Linked DNA regions of Homo sapiens: region 1 is linked to region 2. Evidence: chromatin contacts called from ENCODE Hi-C or POLR2A ChIA-PET data. All regions are on one chromosome and are shown on one strand. Each heading gives the region's core, a stretch centred on a gene start or an enhancer-like site at or near the end of the contact. The rest is flanking DNA. Distances are from core to core; before and after follow the strand shown.

What was found. Hi-C counts contacts between places; a loop is a spot of excess contacts on that map. ChIA-PET counts read pairs that join two places held with the same protein, here RNA polymerase II (POLR2A). Pooled maps may share reads with other maps.
Region 1: a pooled map shows a loop between it and region 2 (1.9-fold over the local background). The contact joins two enhancer-like sites. A Hi-C loop is called at or near these places in 2 of 50 pooled maps. POLR2A ChIA-PET finds 5 or more read pairs at or near these places in 3 of 52 experiments (MCF 10A, PC-3 and Panc1).

Annotation. Positions count from the first base shown.
Region 1 is chr20:50,414,045-50,419,289 of GRCh38, reverse strand. No RefSeq gene overlaps it. Among named protein-coding and RNA genes, the nearest start is that of PTPN1, 94 kb to the left of the region's middle. RefSeq lists a silencer at 1,231-1,431. Within about 2 kb of position 3,554, at least 32 of the 41 ENCODE cell types and tissues checked have a DNase peak (open chromatin) inside an H3K27ac peak, as active enhancers do.
Region 2 is chr20:50,222,994-50,228,327 of GRCh38, reverse strand. No RefSeq gene overlaps it. Among named protein-coding and RNA genes, the nearest start is that of CEBPB-AS1, 34 kb to the right of the region's middle. RefSeq lists enhancers at 1,482-1,776, 3,130-3,630, 3,631-4,131. Within about 2 kb of position 3,592, at least 21 of the 41 ENCODE cell types and tissues checked have a DNase peak (open chromatin) inside an H3K27ac peak, as active enhancers do.

The DNA of each region.
Region 1 (5,245 bases), core at 2,305-4,804, 190 kb before region 2:
GAAGGCCACTATTCAGCTAACCAAAGCATTCAAGATGATCCTAATAGAACCTGAATCAGACCCTGTGCCTCCTCCTCAAAACCTTGCTATGGCTCCCACCTCCTACATGCAAAGCCCTTATAGTGGTCACATGGTATCACACATCTCTTCACTTGTGACTTCCCCATCTCATCTTCTTCTCTCCTGCCTCACTTGGCTCCAGTCACTGGCCTCCTGCTTGTACTTCAACACTCCAGGCAAACACTTGCGTCAGAGCCTTGGCACATGCTGTTCCCTATACCTGGGACTTTTCATTTCATTTCTTTTCTTTTCTTTTTCTTTTTTCTTTTTGAGACAGAGTCTTGCTCTGTTGCCCAGGCTGGAGTGCAGTGGTGTGATCTCGGCTCACTGCAACCTCTGCCTCCCGGGTTCAAGCGATTCTACTGCCTCAGCCTCCCGAGTAGCTGGGACTACAGGCGCCCGCCACCACGCCCGGCTAATTTTTGTATTTTTAGTAGAGATGGGTTTCACTATGTTGGCCAGGCTGGTCTCAAACTCCTGACCTTGTGATCCGCCTGCCTCGGCCTCCCAAAGTGCTGGGATTACAGGCGTGAGCCACCGTGCCAGGTCTTCTTTTCTTTTCTTCTCTTTTCTTTTTTCTCTTCTCTTCTTGTTCTCTTCCCTTTCCTGTTCCCCTTTCCTTTCCCCTTTCCTTTCCCCTTTTCCCTTTCTTCTCCTCTCCTCTCCTCCCCCCTCCCTTCCATCCCCTTTCCTTTCCTTTCCTTTTCCTTTCTTTCTTTTTTTTGAGACGGAGCTTTGCTCCGTCTCAAAAAAAAAGTGCTCAGAAGCTCAGAAGTGTCACCCAGGCTGGAGTGCAGTGGCACAATCTCAGCTCACTGCAACCTCTGCCTCCCAGGTTCAAGCAATTCTCCTGCTTCAACCTCCCAAGTAGCTGGGATTACAAGTGTGCGCCACCACGCCTGGCTAATTTTTGTATTTTTAGTAGAGAGGGGATTTCACCATGTTGGCCAGGCTGGTCTCGAACTCCTGACCTCAGGTGATCCACCTGCCTCAGCCTCCCAAAGTGTTGGGATTACAGATGTGAGCCACTGCACGTGCTCTGTTGCCTGGAACTTTTCATTCCTGCCTCTTCCTAAGACTGGACCTTTCTCTTCCTTTGGGTCTCATCTTCTCAGAGAGGCCCTGTTGGACATCACCCTCCCTAGAACGGCCCTTCTCCTGCCCCACAGTTGCATTTCACACAGTCAAAAGTGACCTTGGTTGTGTGTTTGTTTTCTTGTCTATCATCTGCCTTCCCCACCAGACTGTCACCTCCTAAAGACCCAGGAGGGGCTGGATCTGTCTGGTTCTCGGCTGTATCTCCAGCACCATGGACAGGGCCTGGCACTTAGTAGGTGCTCAGAAAATACTTGCTCCATGAATCCATATTTGGTTTATTTCAAATGTCCCTCAATGCTGCCATGAATAAAATATAAATTCATTTTAAGGCATTCGTACATTCCCAGTGACTTTGTGGCTTGATCTTTTTTTTCTGTCAATGACTAAGATGACCTTCATATATTGAGAGGATGCGAAGCATTGTCTGTACTGAGCAAGTGAGGACTCAGAAGGCCTCGAATGGAGGCAGGGGTGTCTTAATGCAGATTGGCAGTGGGGTCTTATGGAAGAGCAGGGCATGAAGTGGGCTTCTTGTGCAAGTGGCACCCTCTCTCTGTGCCTCAGTTTCCACATCTATAACATGGAGATTGTAACAGAACTTACCTTATAGTCCCACCCTCTCTCTGTGCCTCAGTTTCCACATTTATAACATGGAGATTGTAATAGAATTTACCTTATAGAAGGTTCTTAACTTTGGTGCTACTGACATTTGGAGCTGGATAATTCTCTGCTATGGGGGTTGTCTTGTGCACTGTAGGGCACTGAACAGCATCCCTGGCCTCCACCCATCAGATGCCAGTAACTTCTCTCCAGTTGTGACAACCCCAAATGTCCCCACATATAGCCTAATATCTCCTGTGGGGGCAAAATCACTCCCAGCCAAGGACTGCTCCCTGGTCAGATGATCCGGGCGCTTGTGTTGCCACCCGGCACAGGCTGCTGCTCAAGTTGTGCAGGGAATCGTAGCTGCTCTGTGGTTAAGTGGCTGCCTGGCCCTGCCACTCCTTAGCAGGTGGGCTTGGACCAGTGACTCCAGCTCTCTGAGCCTCAGCGTCTTCATCTGTAAAATGAGATAATGTTAGCACTTCATCTCTTGGGGCTGTCAGGAGGATTAAGTAGATTAATCCTGTGAAGCGCTCAGAAGCATGCCTGGCACACAGTGAGAATTTGAGGCCGAGGCTGAGGCTGATGAAGGCTTCTGGGAATAGTGGGAGCTAGAGAAAGGGATCTTTGCATCCTCACCTCAGCAAGTGCTACCTGAGGCCTCTGGCGTGTGTGCCCCTGCACTAATGGAGGACATGCGGGAACGGCTGCCCCCACCCAGACAGGCGGCTGGCTCAGTCCCTCAGCCCTGCCAGGCCATTTAACAATTAAGCGGCTGAGGGGTGACGAGGCTGGAAAGCCAGAAGTGACCAGGGTCTGGCCTTGCTTGGCTTTGGTGACGCGATGGCCTTGGGATCATGGCCTTCTTGAACCCATAAGCAGGGGGTTGGGCCCCAAGACAGGCAAGGCCAGGCCAAGGTCTGTGCTGGTGGCCTCAAGCTGAAGCCATGCAGGGACAGGAAGGGGGTTGTTCCAAGGCTACAGGGAAGGGAGTGCTGTGGAGCGAGAGTTTCTGTCCATGGGGGCGACCCCCATCCACTCACACTCTGGCATTCCATTTCCCACTTCCCAACTCTTTCTCAATTTTCACCTCCAATTTATTGAGCACTTACTACATGCAGGGCTCTGCCAAAGTACTTTACACAGATCTGACTCCTGTTCTCCCTCTCGCATCATGGAAAGGGGCTCTGTCCCCTCCCCAGATGAGCGAAGCCCTGTTACTCAGACTCCCATTGCACCAGGTAAGGAGTGGAGGCTCTCAGAGGTGAGTCAACAGCTCACAGGGGCAGAGTCAAAGCCCCAGCCCAGGTCTGGGGTCTCCCAAGCACCTGCCCTTAACCGCACAGCCCCTGCTAGGCCTCCTCTCTCTGTCATTTCCCCCCCAGCACCTCCACTTTCCTCTCTCTGGCTCTTGCTGTCTCTCTGGCTCTTGCTGTCTCTCCAGCTTTCCCTGAACATCTTCCTAGTTGTGTTTTTCTCCTTCTCTGTGTCTCTTTTCTGTCTGTTTCTCTTTTTCACTTTCTCGGTCTCTCTCCCTCCCTCTGTTTCCTTCTCTCTCCATCTGTTTGTGTTTCTCTTTCCCATCCCCTGTCTCTCGCTCTCTCTCTCTCACTCTGCCTGTTTCTCTCTCTCCCTTTCTCTCTCTCCTCCTCTGCCTGCCCGCCTCCCCTGGCCGCCCCGCCTTGCGGCTCTGTCTCTCTGCAGTCAGCCCTTGTCCCCACGCCAGCACATTATGTCCCTGGTCAGACCCTGACGTCAGGCGGGGCCTGGCGGGCGGCCATGGGACACTGCCGGGCAGGCGAGAGGGAGTGCTCGACTTCCCGGTCCCCACTGTAGTGGCCGCCTGCCCGCCGCCCGGCCTGGCCTACCCAGCCTGGCAGCAAAGCTTCACTTCTCCCGGCCTAGCTCAGCTGGCTGGAGAGTGGACCGCGCTTTGTGGCTGCCTTCCCTCTGAGCCTGGGGCTGCAGGCCACTCGCCTTTCCCTTCCCCTGCTTCGACCCCACAACCACAAAAGACTTGGTCCCAGAGGGTAGGCAGTATTGCATGGGGCCAAGTCTTGGCTGTGTGACAAGTCACCCAGCCCTCTCTGAGTCTCCTTGTAAAACAAAGCCATTGAGGCACCTGCTTCTCAGGTCTGCAGGGGGTGTCAACCCACAGTGGCTCACAGGACAACAGGAGCGAGGCCCCAGCAGGAATTCAGTGTCACTGCAGTGTCTAGGCCAGCAGTCTTCAAGGAGGGGAGGCTGGCAGAGATGGGGGATCTGAGTGTCACAGTGACAGGGGAACATGGCTGACGAGCAGGCAGGGATGTGCCATGGGGGACTGCCAGGCAGGACAGCCCCACCCACAACACAAACAGTGCCCTGCCGAGAAACCCTCCCCAAGCTCGGCTGGTCTCAGGTCCCATCAGAGCTTAAATAAGTGGTTTAAAAAAATGTCATATTTCTTGTTTGGTTTGTTTATTTTTTCCCCCTGATTTTCAAAGCAAAGTCGTTTCCTTGAAGGACATACCAAGGGTACTTGAGCTTTCTAGTTTAGAGACAGACTTTAGGATCTGATCAACGCGGGTCAAATCCGGCCGGGTGACCCTGGCCGGTGACTTTGTGCTCTGAGCCTCAGTTTCCTCATCTGTCAAATGAAAGTAAGGAATGAGAAGGTCATGGGGATGAAGCAAAAGCATGTTTGTAAAGCACCCAGAATGGGATCTTGCCCGTGGTAAATGGTCTATATTCGGTAGTCTTTTTTTCTCGTCTTTTTTTATTCTTCTTATTTTAAATATAGGAGACACAGAAAAGTACAAAGAAGAAAACTAAAAAGGTGACCCAGAGAGAACCACTCTAAGATGTGCACGGGAATTCAGCTCAGCTCGCGTATTTAAATTGAGATCCTACTGTTGTCTGTTTTTTCATTTTTCACGAAAATAAAACTTGACTCAAAGTTTCATTTTAAAATACCTTTGCTTATTACTATTATTTGAATACTTACATATTCAAAAGGTTCAAAAGGTATCCAGGGAGAAGTGAGGATACCTCCTACTCCAGCCTCTGTTGATTGGTTTCTTGTGTATTCTTCCTTCCCTGGGTCTAAGTCCTCTGCAGACCCGTGAGTTCCAGCTCTCCTGCTCCTATTCATTTTGAGTTTTTTTTTTATTCACTCGATTATAAATCATGACATTTATTTTAAAAAATCAGAACCTACAGACAATCAAAAGAAAGAGGAGCATAAGAAAAGTGGAATCAAGCCAGGTGTGGTAACGCATGCCTGTAATCCCAGCACTTTGAGAGGCTGAAACAGGAGGATTACTTGATCCCAGGAGTTCAAGATCAGCCTGGTCAACATAGCAAGACCTTCATCTCTACAAAATTAAAAAAAGAAAAAAAGAAGTTAGCCGGGTGTGCTGGTGCACGCCTGTGGTCCCAGCTACTCGGGAGGCTAAGGTGGGAGGATGGCTTGAGCCCAGGAGGTCGAGGCTGCAGTGAGCCA
Region 2 (5,334 bases), core at 2,343-4,842:
CAGACCCAGGTGCCCACCTAGGCTAGTGATGTCGCCTCTCTGAAACTGTTTCCTTACCGTGAAAGGGCCAGAGCCTTCCCCACCTTTCAATGGAAGAAAGTCACCTTCCCACCCAGGATGTCGGGGTGGCCTAACACTGGTCTTCAGAGTCACAAAGATCCTGATTTTATTCCCACTGTCCACACACCTGTTAGGTACCAGGAACCAAACTGGGTACTTTACATCTAGAGCTCTATATAATCCTCACGGCAGCCCATGGGGGCAGAGCCAGGACTCAGACCCAGGTCTGCCTGATATACAAACCCTTGCCTTAACCACTGGGCCATAGACCAGTGGATGCCAACCACTCCTTAGCGAGTGCCTACCGTGTGCCCAGCACTGTGCTGAGCAATCTACAGGAATTTCATGCCTCATCCTCACCACAAACCTCATGAAGTGAAACCATCTCCAAGTCCAGGTGAGAACACTGAGGCTCAAACAGGCGAGGAGCTTGCTCAAGAACAGGGAGATGCAGAACACTGAAATGTACACCCAGGTCTGTCTGAAGCTAAAATTCCAGTGCTTTCTACTATGCCACTAGTAAGAATGAAAATAGCTAGCATGTATTGTGCACCAGCTATATGCCTGGCCCTGCTCTATATACTTCATCTGCATCATCTCTCAGTCATCACCACACCCTGTGAGGGGGATGTAAATATTATCATCTCCATTTTCTTTTCTTTTTTTTTTTTTTTTTTTGAGACAGAGTCTTAGTCTGTCACCCAGGCTGGACTGCAGTGGCGTGATCTCGGCTCACTGCAACCTCTGCCTCCTGGGTTCAAGTGATTCTTGTGCCTCAGCCACCCGAGAAGCTGGGACTACAGGTGTGTACCACCATGCCCAGCTAATTTTTGTATTTAGTAGAGATGGGGTTTCACCATATTGGCCAGGCTGGTCTCGAACTCCTGGCCTCAGGTGATCTGGCCACCTCAGCCTTCCAAAGTGCTGGGATTACAGGCGTGAGCCACCATGCCCAGCCAATCATCTCCATTTTCAAAATGAGGAAACTGAGGTTCAGAGAGGGACATGAACCTGACCAAGTTCACACAGTGGGAAAGGTGCAGAGCTGAGATTCAAGCCCAGGGTAGCTGGCCCCAGCACCCATGTCCTTCATCTCCCATCTACAAACCTGGCTCCAGACACACCTCCTCCATGAAGCCTCTCAAGACTCATCCCTGTCTCTGCCACCCCATCCCCGCCTCTGCCACCCCATCCCCATTACTGCACATCCCCATAGGCTTTTCCATGTTTGTGTTTGCCATGGGCTGCAAGCAACGTCATTCCCAGAATATTTACTTTGACCTCCCCTAGTCTACCCACCAGCCTATACCCAGACAAGGGGCCCTGGACCAGCCAGAGCCCTGCCTGCTCCCTGATGATTAATTAAACCCCCAACCTTGACCATGTCTGCCATCCAGGCCTCGTGCTCAGTGACCTCAGCCTGGCGTGGTGAGAGTGGGAGGGATGGGGAAGCGGTGGAGACGGTTCTGTGGGATGGTGGGGTCTCCCCTGCCACCCACCTGCTCCCTAGGAGGAGCTTTAGCAATCAGAAAAGGCAGTGGTTTTACCAAGAAAAGGAGGAAGAAAACACAGGCAGAGGGCAAGAAGCTCATGGCATGAGTGACTCAACACCCAGTGGGCGGGGGGAGAACTGGAGGGTGGACTCCAAGGAGCTTCTGGCCTAAGGCGGGGTCGGCAGCCCAGGACGGGGGCCAGTGGCAGAAGGACCCAGGAAGGAGCTTGGCAGGGAAGAGGGATGCACGTGATTCGAACATCTGTGTGCCGGCTCAGACCTCCCTGCCACCCCCAGCAGCCCTGAGAGGCAAGGGGCCGCATTCCCATTAAATGGAGCAAAACACTGAGGCTCAGAAAGCAAAGTGACTTGCCCCAGGTCACACGGCATCTAAGTGGTGGAGCAGGCATTGGAACCCATGTCAATGGCTCAGAGAAGGAGTTAAAAACACAGACTTTATAGTCAGACCTGGATTCCAAGCCAGGCTCTTCCACTTGTAACCATGTGACCTTGAGCATGTCACCACTCCCTGGCCTCAGTTTCTCTGTCTGCACAATGGGCATAGCCACATGCCAACCTCATAGATCTTTGAGTGGACTCTATGAGCAGCACAGAGACTGTCTTAAATCAGAGAGGGCCATTGTGGGACTGATAGCATGGGCCCAGCTGGAATGACCCCATTACCAGGGGGTTCAATTCCTTGCAGAATCGATGTTCCAGCCATAAAACTTCTTCTTATTTTGAACTAAATAAAACCTGCCTCTCCTGGGGACCATCCAGACTGGCCTTGGAAGACCTCCCTGCCCTGTAAGGTGGAATGAGGCCTCTGACATTGCACAGAGTGTTCATTCTCTTGAAAAGCCCTTGCTGAGCTCCTACTGTGTGCAAAGCAGTGGTCTAGGCACTGAGGACACAGAAGTAAACAAGACCGACAAGGTCCCTGTTATCATAGGGCTGATGTTCTAAGGAGAGGAAACAAACATTACATGTGTAAACCCCTAAGAAACATAACAATTAGATAATCATTTGTTGAGGAAATCTAAGTATCAGAAGCATCTAAACAACAGAGAACATGTAGAATATATTTTTCTGATTTTTTTTTTTTTGAGACAGAATCTTGTTCTGTTGCCCAGGCTGGAGTGCAATGGCACGATCTCCACTCACTGCAACCTCCACCTCCGGGGTGCAAGTGATTCTCCTGCCTCAGCCTCCTGAGTAGCTGGGATTACAGGTGCCTGCCACCATGCCCAGCTAATTTTTGTATTTTTAGTAGAGACAGGGTTTCGCTATGTTGGCCAGGCTGGTCTTGAACTCATGACCCAGGTGATCCACCCACCTCGGCTTCCCAAAATGCTGGGATTACAAGTGTGAGCCACTGTGTCTGGCCTGATCATCTGTTTTTTACATGACACCATTATATAAATCAGATGATGTTCTTTCCTGGTTTAAAACCCTCTCATGGCTCCCACTGTCTTCTAGATCAAATATAAATGCCTTAATACACCACTAAGGGTCTGTATGTTCCAAGTCCCGTGGATCTATCTGACCTCACCCCTTCACCCATTCTACTCCAGCCACATGGGCCTCCTCAGTGTTCCTTGGACATGCCAAGATCTTTTAGTCCTCATAGCCATCGCACATGTTGTTCTTCCACCTGATGCTCTTCCTCACACTCTCCAACTGGACAACGCCCCCTCAAGACAGTCCCATCTGGGTCCTGTCTTGCCTATCAGCTTGGCTCATTTGGCATTCTTCCCTGAGTCCCTGCGAAAATCCACGCAAAATGGAAAGAAAAATAGTCAGGAAAGATCATGAGTCATTTGTTTACAGGCACTAATTAATTGCTAAGCTCGAAAACTTGATTTCCATTCTTCCTTTTTTCCCCTCTCTGCCCTTTGAGAATGTTTGGAATCCACATTGTTTCCCAATGCAAAAAGTATGTCAGTTTATTTTTAGCAAATGCACATGATGGCTGGGACTGTTATTCATCCCCCCGCGTCAGTGGGGAGCTGGCCACGGAGCATGTGGGCTGCTTGATGCTCTTCAGATGTGGCTCCTGGAAGGCCAGCTGGTCTGCAATGGCCCAAGCTGGGTCCAGCATTGAGGCACTGGGGACAGAGGTTCCAGGCTGCACTTTCTCCTCCGGGCCAGGGGTGGTGCAGTGGAGTGGGAGGCAAGAGGACAAACACTTCCTCCCAGACTGGCTGAGCAAAGCCCTTTCTCCTGGACTAGTAGGTGGGCAGCTTGGGTATTTCAGCATCTTGCCCTCCACTTCTTGTCTTAGAAGGACCTAATTGATTCACCCTTGGTTCAACCAGGATGGGAAAGTCCCCATGCTCTGTCTAGCTGATGCCACTGTGCCTTCTCTGTTCCCCTCCTGTCCCCCACCACCCCCACCTGCGACCCCTCTGAGCCCACCTTGCTCATCCTTCCTGCTCTCTGGGAGCCCAGGTAGGAGATTAGGGACATCCCCCTCTAGTAAGAACACTTGCCAAGAGCTTCCTTCCAAGATGGCTGCTTCCACTCCCCTTGCACCTTTCAGAGTCCATTCTCTGGCCTGGATGGGGCCCAGAAGCTATGGGGAATCTGCTTCCACCTACTCTGAGGGATCATAAAGGACCTGTCTCTAACAGATCCTATTGCCTCCAGCAATAAGGGTGGATGGTATGCCTGTGGAACAACAGACTGTCACCCCCCAGAAGGCAAGAACTATATCTGTTGTGGTCTTTGTCTCCAGGGCTTAGTACACAGTGGGAGCTCAATAAAGACCTGTTGAATGATTGTGACCTGAGTTCCAGCTCGCTGTGCAATGACCATTGTCACTTGCCTCTTCTGAGCCTCACTGTCCCATCTTGCCAAGGGGTAACTGATTGTTAAAGCCCAGAGCAGGGATTGCAAACTCAACTGCCTACAAGATCGGGCAGGGACATAAAAGTGAAACTGGCAGGAGACAACTGTGGTCATGTCCTGTCTAGAGGGGACAGCCACTCCCCAGCCCCAGCACCCAGGACTATGAACCCGAGTCCCTGCATCTTCCCATTTCCCAAGAGAAGCCGGGAATCTGGATGTTTGTGTACGACATTCTGATTTTTCATAGTTGGCAACTCATTTTAACTTGCAGCAAAAGCACCATGCAGGCCAAACCCAACACATCTCGAGGCCGGCCCGGCCCACAGGCCGCCGGTTTGAGCCCTTGGTGGTTGGCGTTTGTGGCTTACCAGGCCTTGGAGCAGGCCTGTCACGCCCAAGACTGGGACAGGAGGTTGGGATGAAGAAGGCAGAACCAGCCTCGCCCCATGTGGGAGTAGCTATTATCCCAGCTTATGGGAGGGCCAGGCCGGACTCGTCGGTGCTGGGACTGCAAGCATCGCCTGCAGAGCTTGCCTTCCACTTAATTAAGGAAGCCGATAGTCATCTAGGTGGAGCGTGGAGATAGGTCGAGAATGAATTAGCAAACTGCAGCCAGCCGATTGTATCTATTGTACAAAACCCAGATATAATATCAGATTAGGACACTTTGTGTGCGTATTATAACACCATATCATTATGGGATGTGTTATAATTAAGGCCCAAGTGGGTCCCCATCTCCCCCGTGACTTCGCAGGTCCGAGCACAGCATCTCCTCCTAACACCCTCCCAGCCAGAACTAGCCCGGCAGATGGGGCATCCGATGCAAACCCTGATCAACCTGCCATGAAACACTTCCCATGGGGTGCCGGGTCCTGCACTGGACACTCAGGGGGATGACAGTGGGGCCAACAGAGGACACCCTGTTCTCAGAG